Regions from separate parts of the Homo sapiens genome. Here region 1 is linked to region 2. The links are chromatin contacts, found by POLR2A ChIA-PET in ENCODE. All regions are on one chromosome and are shown on one strand. The core of a region is the stretch at or near the end of the contact, and the rest is flanking DNA. Distances in the headings are between cores, read along the strand shown. Region 1 overlaps TEAD1 (TEA domain transcription factor 1). Region 2 overlaps TEAD1 (TEA domain transcription factor 1).

The links. ChIA-PET counts read pairs that join two places held with the same protein, here RNA polymerase II (POLR2A).
Region 1: POLR2A ChIA-PET joins it to region 2 with 11 read pairs in PC-3. The contact joins two enhancer-like sites. POLR2A ChIA-PET finds 5 or more read pairs at or near these places in 12 of 52 experiments (A549, AG04450, BJ and 8 more).

Annotation. Positions count from the first base shown.
Region 1 is chr11:12,784,671-12,788,826 of GRCh38, forward strand. All of the region lies in intron 3 of TEAD1 (TEA domain transcription factor 1), which reads left to right. Among named protein-coding and RNA genes, the nearest start is that of TEAD1, 110 kb to the left of the region's middle. RefSeq lists enhancers at 3,008-3,515, 3,516-4,023. Within about 2 kb of position 1,406, at least 3 of the 41 ENCODE cell types and tissues checked have a DNase peak (open chromatin) inside an H3K27ac peak, as active enhancers do.
Region 2 is chr11:12,826,562-12,830,196 of GRCh38, forward strand. The region is part of intron 3 of TEAD1 (TEA domain transcription factor 1); the gene reads left to right. LOC107984313 (a long non-coding RNA gene) reads right to left here. Exons shown (of 2, transcript XR_001748136.3): 1 at 1,246-3,635; 2 at 1-102. Among named protein-coding and RNA genes, the nearest start is that of TEAD1-AS1, 95 kb to the right of the region's middle. RefSeq lists an enhancer at 1,760-2,398. Within about 2 kb of position 1,675, at least 22 of the 41 ENCODE cell types and tissues checked have a DNase peak (open chromatin) inside an H3K27ac peak, as active enhancers do.

The sequences.
Region 1 (4,156 bases), core at 156-2,655, 42 kb before region 2:
CCAGGGGTGCTGATGTCTTGGCATGTTCCTTTCTGTGGCCCCCTAGGGTGAGTTAATGGGTCAGCCCAGGATCCTAGTTCCTCCTTCCCTTTCCTTAAGTCAAAGCTGGCCTACGCTCCATGTGTGATCTCCTTCTTCCCAGCCTCCCTGGGAGTGTTGCTGAGCTCCGTTTGGAGTTTCAGTTGCAAGGCTTTAGCCACCCATGTTAACTGTAGCTCCTATCGCTTGAGAAGTGCAGGGTGAGGGGATCCTGGAGAATCAGCTCCCTTTTGAAATCTGCTCCAGCTTGCTCTCTTGGGGTCAGCATGAGTGTGGAGAAGACTGGAGAAAACCCAGAGATGGTAGGCATGACCTGCCAGATGCAGCAAGCCCTGCCCTCTCTCTGTGTCAGATCAAAGACTGACTCTTCAGTCATTTGACACCCTAATGTGAGGATGTTTCTGAGCCAGGGCCCGGGCTCCTGGTGGCCTGTGCCTGGGAGCCGTGGGGAACGTGTGGGCCTGCATGTGCTCTGGGTAAGTGGGGGTAGGAGAGTAGGACAAGTAACTTCCCAGCTGCTCTCTTAGACACAGAGCTGGAGGGATCTGGAGAGATCAGCCCAGCCTCCTCAGTTTTCAGATTGGAAGCTGCTGCCCAGAGATGCCCTTTTCCCGGTTCCAGTTCTGAGGGCGAGTTGGCCCAGCTTGGTTGCAGCTGCTCCTGCATGGCTCTTTCCTCCTGTCCCACAGGTCCTGGGTTCCAGGGCACAGAGGTTGTTCCCAGTTTGGCTGGTGCCTATAATGACCATATCATTTAATGTTCAGACTACGACACTTCAGAGAATAAATGGGGGCAATGTTAACAATGACACCAGGAAAACAGAAATAAACCTTAGGCAAACCAGGATATATAATCTTCCTTCCTGTGCCTTCACTTTTGGCTCAATTCTTATTCCTATGCCAGGTGATATTCCCTCATCCCCTACCGTCCTGGTCCTATGGCCCACATGACTTTAGGTTCCGGGAACTTACAGATCTTGGTCTTTGGAGGTTTGGTCTGTGGATCTTGGTATCTAGAGGTTAGAAACCTCAGGGATCTCCCATGTTGGAGGGTCCAGGAGATGGAAAACCTGGGAATAACATCGTGAGCATATCTCTGACAATCCATGACTATTCAGAACCTAGATCCAGGAACTTTGATTTTCAGTAGCTAGGGTGGGTATGTCATAATTTACTAACTTAGTTTTTTTTTCCAACATACATTTGTCTCTTGCACGTAGCGTAAGATGGCATGCTGGTAACATACAAATCACGAGAGCAGCATCCTACTCTGCAAACCTGTAGCCCCAGATAGAGCTCAGCAACTCAGCCATGCAATCTTCTGCCTTGGAGGTGGAGGGGAGCCAAGGCCCTGGGCTCCTGACAGGTGTGTGACGGAGCAGGGCATAGTTACTTGTCTCCCAGGTGTCCACAGTCACAGCACAGGGTGGGAGGGGACATGAGCAGCTGGGCTTTGCTGAGACCAAGCCAAATGGGGATTTAGGCAGAGAAGGTGTTCTTTATTTGAGAGTAGAGCAGGTGGAGATGAATGCTCTGCCTGGTAGCTTTCTCGGACTGCACTGGCTTGTTTTTCTATCTAAAGCTGGCAGAACCCAGACCACCATGGATCCTCAATGACAAAGGCCAGAGGAGAGGAAATGGTTCTTCACTGGGTCTTCTGGCTGTGTCCTTGGACCTCTGCCTCTCCCAGCTGACCAGAGTGGTCTGGATTTGCCCATTCTCTCACTGGAGTTAGGAGTAGGATTGCCGGACCTGGCAAATAGAAGTACGGGAGGCCCAGTTAAATTGGAATTGCAGATAAACAAAAAGTTATTTTTTAGTATGAGTATATCCCATGCCGTGGTTATATTTTATATAGCAACTCTACTTAGTAAGGACTGGCCTGATTTTGCTTACCTCTGGGGCATGGTTTCACAGTGCCTCTTTCATTCAGTAGATGCTTATTGAGTGCCAAGGATATGTCAGATGCCACTCTAGGCACTGGGGATATTGCAGTGAGCAACAACAGACAAGAGTTGGTGAACTCATGGAGCTTACATTCTAGTGGGGGCGATAGACAATAAGGAAGATATGTAAGTATGTTAGGTGGTGGAAGTGATAAAGAGGAAAATAAAGCAGGGAAGGAAGATAGGGAGGATTCAAACCTGAAGAAGATGAGGGATTGAGGGGATAAGCCAGACAGACATTTGCAGAAGAGTCTTCTAGGCAGAGAGCACCACAGACATCAAAGCTCGGGCATGCCTCATGTGTTTGAGGACTGGTGGGCCTCCGTGGCTTGAGTGGAGTCAGCAGGGAAGAGGATCCAGCATGGAGGTCAGAGCTCAGATCTTGCAAAGCCTCATAGCCCTCTGTAAGGATATGGGCTTTCACTCTGAGCGGGAGTGTGATCTGATTAGGTTTTGAAAGGATCACCGGCTGCTGGGTAGTGAAAGACTGAAAGCAAGCCTGGGCCCAGGTCTCTCACCGTATCCTCAGGGGTGGGCCATGGGATTTGAGACCTGCATGCCATTTGGAATAAAAGGGCATGCCACCTGGACACAGCATCACCTTGCAGGATCTTTGATTTCTTTTTGCCTTTTTCTTCCTCATTTAAGGGATACATTCCTACTCAAAAAAGGGAAGGATATGTTGCAGTTATCTACCTCTTTTTTGCTAACCATTGTATGATGCGCCTGGTTTAAGGGACAGTTCCCTAATGGTTCCTATTAAGCTTTGGAGAAAGAGTAGTGGTGTGGTGGGTGTCACATACCTGGAGCTTTAGAGCCTTCTGAGAAGATAATTCGGTAAAAATACATCATTTTTTGATTGGTGTTGAAGGAAGTTGTTTTTCGTTGCACAGATTAAATTTAAATTGTTCATGAGAGCTAAAGAGCTTGAAAGCATTTCTTTGTTTTCTGATCTTTAAAAGTAGAGAAGAGTGAGCTGGCTATATAATATAGAACTTTCTCGGCTTTACTTTACCAAAGCAGTCTGATTTAAAAACTTAAAGCCAACATATTTCACATTTATAGTTTAAGATTATAAAAACTAAATATGCATTTAATTTCATAAATTTATGTACTTAATTTCATAAAATTATGTTTTTTGGAGAAAAATACTGAGGCTATAAAATCTTGGCTTGTAAGTAAATAAAATTATTTTAAATGTCAGCCAGTTTTGATGATGAGAGCTATAATTCTAATGAGTGGCAAATATTTTCTAGATATCTTTGAAATGATACTCTGGTTTCTCTTCAGACTGTATAAATCTTTCACTTTTTTTTTTTTTTTTTGAGATGGAGTTTTGCTCTTGTCGCTCAGGCTGGAGTGCAATGACTCAGTCTCAGCTCACTGCAACCTCCGCCTCCAGAGTTCGGGTGATTTTCCTGCTTCAGCTTCCTGAGTAGCTGGGACCACCACAGGCACTCGCCACCATGCCCAGCTAATTTTGTCTTTTTTTTTTTTTTTTGGACGGAGTCTCGTTCTGTTACTCAGGCTGGAGTGCAGTGGCGCGACCTTGGCTCACTGCAACCTCCGCCTCCTGGGTTCAAGCAATTCCCCTGTCTCACCCTCTCTAGTAGCTGGGACTACAGAGCTACCGTGCCCAGCCTAATTTTGTATTTTTAGTAGTGACGGGGTTTCACCATGTTGGCCAGGCTGGTCTTGAACTCCTGACCTCAGGTGATCCGCCCGCCTCGGCCTCCCAAAGTGCTAGGATTACAGGCATGAGCCACCGTGCCTGGCCAAATCTTCCACCTTTTACTAAATATCTTTGACAAGCCTTTTGACTTAGTATACTGGTAAATTAGCTTTGGTAATATTATTAACAGATTTGTAAATTTTTGGTATATCCACAAAATTCATTTGAAAAGAAGCAAAAATGAAACCTTTAAAAAAGTATAATGTACACATTCCAAATATGAAAATGTACTACTTCACCAGAGTTGTGAAGCATGTAAGACGTGGTCCATATTTAAGAACAAAGCAGACTTTTTAAAGGGACTGTCTTGTACAACATCACGCCCTTGGGCACTGAGAATATGGAATTACAGGGGTGATCCCTGTAAAAAATACTGAGTAAAATGCAATGTGTGCTAAAATGCATCTATATGTGTATAATTTAAAAGGCAGGCATTTCAG
Region 2 (3,635 bases), core at 425-2,924:
GGATTTGAAATCAACCTGTTTGGGTTCAAATCATGGTTCACCTCTTACCGGTTTTGCAAACCTTGGGTCAGTTACTTAACTCCATCAAATCCTTCACTTCATCTGCAAAATAGAGATAAGAAAATTCCTTTTCTCTTAGTGTTGCTTTGAGCATCAAATGAAAAAATGTGTGTAAATGTTTAGTGCTTTGTACCTAGCATATAGGAACCCATTATTAAGTAATATTACAGTTTGGATTTCAGACCTGTGAGCTTAGGGCTCAGACTCTAGAGGTTCCTGAACTAGGTTTTCCTAGGCATTGCATGTAGAGTCTTATCTTAAAAAAGTTTTAATTGAAAGATTGGCAGCAAATTCTTCTTGTCACTTCAGACATGATTTCCTTTGGGGCTCTTGTACTCCCATGGTTTGAATTCATAGAGTAACTCAAGGGCAATAGGGAATTCCTCTCAACTCTCTGTCTCCAAGAATACCTCTGGGTGCTGGAGAGATGCCACTTATCAATTCTGTTGTTATTGTTTTTAGGGCTGTAAGCCTTCTGGATAGAACTCAGTGGATTTTCCTGAGTAGTGAAGAATTAAGTGAGATGAGGGAAAAGCATTGAGAGTAATTATCAGCAGTGGACTATGCCTGAGTTTTTGTTAGCCCTGAACTTACATATCCTGACTTTACTAGTCCATGAGTTCTTCATAGTCAGGAACTGTACCTTTTAATTCTCTGCATCTCCTAGGGGCTTTCTCAGTGCTAAGCAAATAGTAAATATTCATGAGATACTGGGATTGTGCCCAGCATTTTCTGAGTTTTCAAATAGATGAAGTTATAGAATCATATTCATATCAAAGGAAGTTCCTGTGTATAATCTCATTTCATTCTGTCAACAACCCTAGGCTTGGGGTGGGTGTGTTGGTGTGGATGAGAACACTTAGTATCCCTATTTTACAAGTAGGAAAAGTAAGACCCAGATAAGTTAATGACTTGCTAAAAATGATACAGCTCTTGAGAGACAGCAGACATTTGAATCCCATCTACTGATTCTAGGTCCTATGGTCATTCCTTTGCTTTATGTTGCCTGTTTTGCAGACTGTCAAACGCATCAGACACTTCCAGTGGTTTTTCAGTGGGTTTTTGTCCTAGTGACAGTCCACACATCCTGCTCTCCTATTATCACATTTGCAGGAGGAAGTGAGACATCTTTTGACACTGGTGATATGGGAGAAGGAGAAAAATCCTAGAATCAAAGATACTTACTCCTTGCTTCCCTCTACTCATACTCTCTGGAAAGAAACGTTTAGGGACTTCTTGTGTTGTGCCTGTTGTGCCAGGACAGCTCAAATGGATGCTTTTGTCACAGCCCCTCCACCTTTAGCAGAAGTTGTTGTATTCCTAGCCAATGCAAAAATAAACAAGTGAGGGAAAATGACATTTCCTGGTAATGGAAAGTAGCAGTTGGTGAGACTTTAGACAAGAAGCGGGTGTTCCAGCCAATGAGCAGTGACCACAGTGGAGCTAGTTGTCGGTTTACTTGGCTGAAGAATATGTTTGCCTGCATCCTGATTGTCAATAAAGACGTTTAAAAACCCCAGCTTGACTCTGGCGGGCTGAGGGTGCTGCCGTGCCACTGCTGCAGGATGGAGCTCTCTTCCTGGTGGAGACTTGATTCACAAGGACGCTAATTATTCATTCTTCCTCCGTGCAGCCCGCTGAAACAATTGCTGTGCTTGTTCGGTGCACAGTGTGGCGTCGGACAGTCAGGCCTTTTTATGTAACTGATGGCGCTGTATGTTCATATTGTTCTTTATGTACTTATTTTATAGCTTATGCAGCAGACATTCGAGTCAATTAGCTTCTTGTCTTGCAAACTGGGCACTGCTGTTCTAGAACCAAGTTAGAAGGGTGTGTTGAGGGCGACCCGGGCAGACCTCTCTCCTTTCTTTTTGTGCTGTGTGGGTTGGTTTCAAGTTACAGCATTTTTATTGGCTCTTGTTTGCTGAACCTTGGTTTCAAAAGCTGATGTTTGAGTTGAATTTCTTAAAGATACAGCTTTTGTTTTCACAAAACTGAAGTCAGGCAATATGCATAGCCCTTGGGAGTGTGGGTTTTTTTTTTTTTTAACTGAGTGATTTTTTTTTTTTTTAAATGGTACCTATTAACCAAAAAATCTAAGCGAATGGTTTCCTAACTCACTTTTCCTTAACTGGCGTCAGCATGGAGTCCTTGTTTCTTATTGATTTGCATTTTTTTTTTTTTCTGTATAGCCTTACTCCTGACTCTTTTGTCCTGAATTTTTTTTTTTTTTACCCCGTATTTCTTGAAACCTGCCTGTTTTGGGGACAAGTTGGAGTTTAAATAAATTAGTTAAATTCTGTTGTGTATATTTCTGCAGATGATAATGTTTATGAAGCATAGATTCACTGTTTTGTGAGGATTTTTAAATATCGGAAAGAAAATTTCCTGCTTCCTCTTTCCATCTCCTTTTCTGTGGTTTTAGCCCCCTCGCCCTTAAGAGCCATCGGTTTGTTATTGCTGATTGAGGTAGTGGTGGTGGAAGCAGAGGCTCTGATCCAGAGAAACTCCCCAAGACGGAAGTGCAGCAGGCAGGATTTTTATCCAGCGGATTTTGACCCAGTAGACCCTAAAGAAGGTGCATGACAGAGACTCATATTTACCATACCATTGAATTCTCAGAGCTTTCCGTGGTGGCTGGCCCAAGGCAATTGTTCAAAACATACGTGAGAGAATGAATGAACAAATGACCTTGCCTACCAAACGTCTCCCTCCCTCTGTGTAAGCATCCCTTAAACTCTCCCAACCCAGGTGGCCTTGACATATCCCATGCTCACCCAGGACCCTGAAGTATGCCTCGGAGCAACTGGTTTCTCCTGACCAGTTAGTGTCAACTGAGACTAATGCAGAAAACATTGCTTACCCTAATGTTTGCCTTTAGAAGTAAAATCCAAACTGAAGGAAAGGACCTTGAATTTGTTTTTTATTCTTGCTGACTTGGAACATTGATAATGCTCATACTGATCCTCTGGCTAAACATTTTTCTTCCTTTATCCATGTATTTATTGAGCTCTCCACTGTTAGCATGAAAGGTGGAGAAGCAGGAATACATGGTGTGTGCTTCTGCTAGCCTTTTACTGTCCAGTTGTAGAGAGTAGGCCCAGTGAACTCAGTCAGGTGTTTATAAGATTGAGCAATTGAGCAGTTGCTGTATCCTGAAGACTGTATCTGGTGCTTTACTCTTGTATAATTCTTGAGACAGGAATACCTGGGTGTTGGCATCAAGGGGCTGTTGAGGCCATCTTTATTTCTCCATAACACCCAGCACAAGACATTTACATGTATGGGTTGGGTAGGGTAGGAGTTCATAGCTGTCCATAGAGCAGGGCAGGGACATTTCTGAGAAGGTCAGAGAGGTTTGATGAGGTGATTTTCCTGAGCTGGGCCTTGGGAGTGGAGAGATAGAGGGAGAACAGGTGCATGGACACAGAGGCCAGAAGGGCATCAGACAAAGGACCCCTGGGGCTGTGGGAAAGCCCCCGAGCCATTGGGAAATAGAGGAGCTTAGCCTTGCTAAGAGGAGAGAATTCAGAGAGCCATGAGGTGATTGAGGTTTCAAAGACCAAATAAACAAA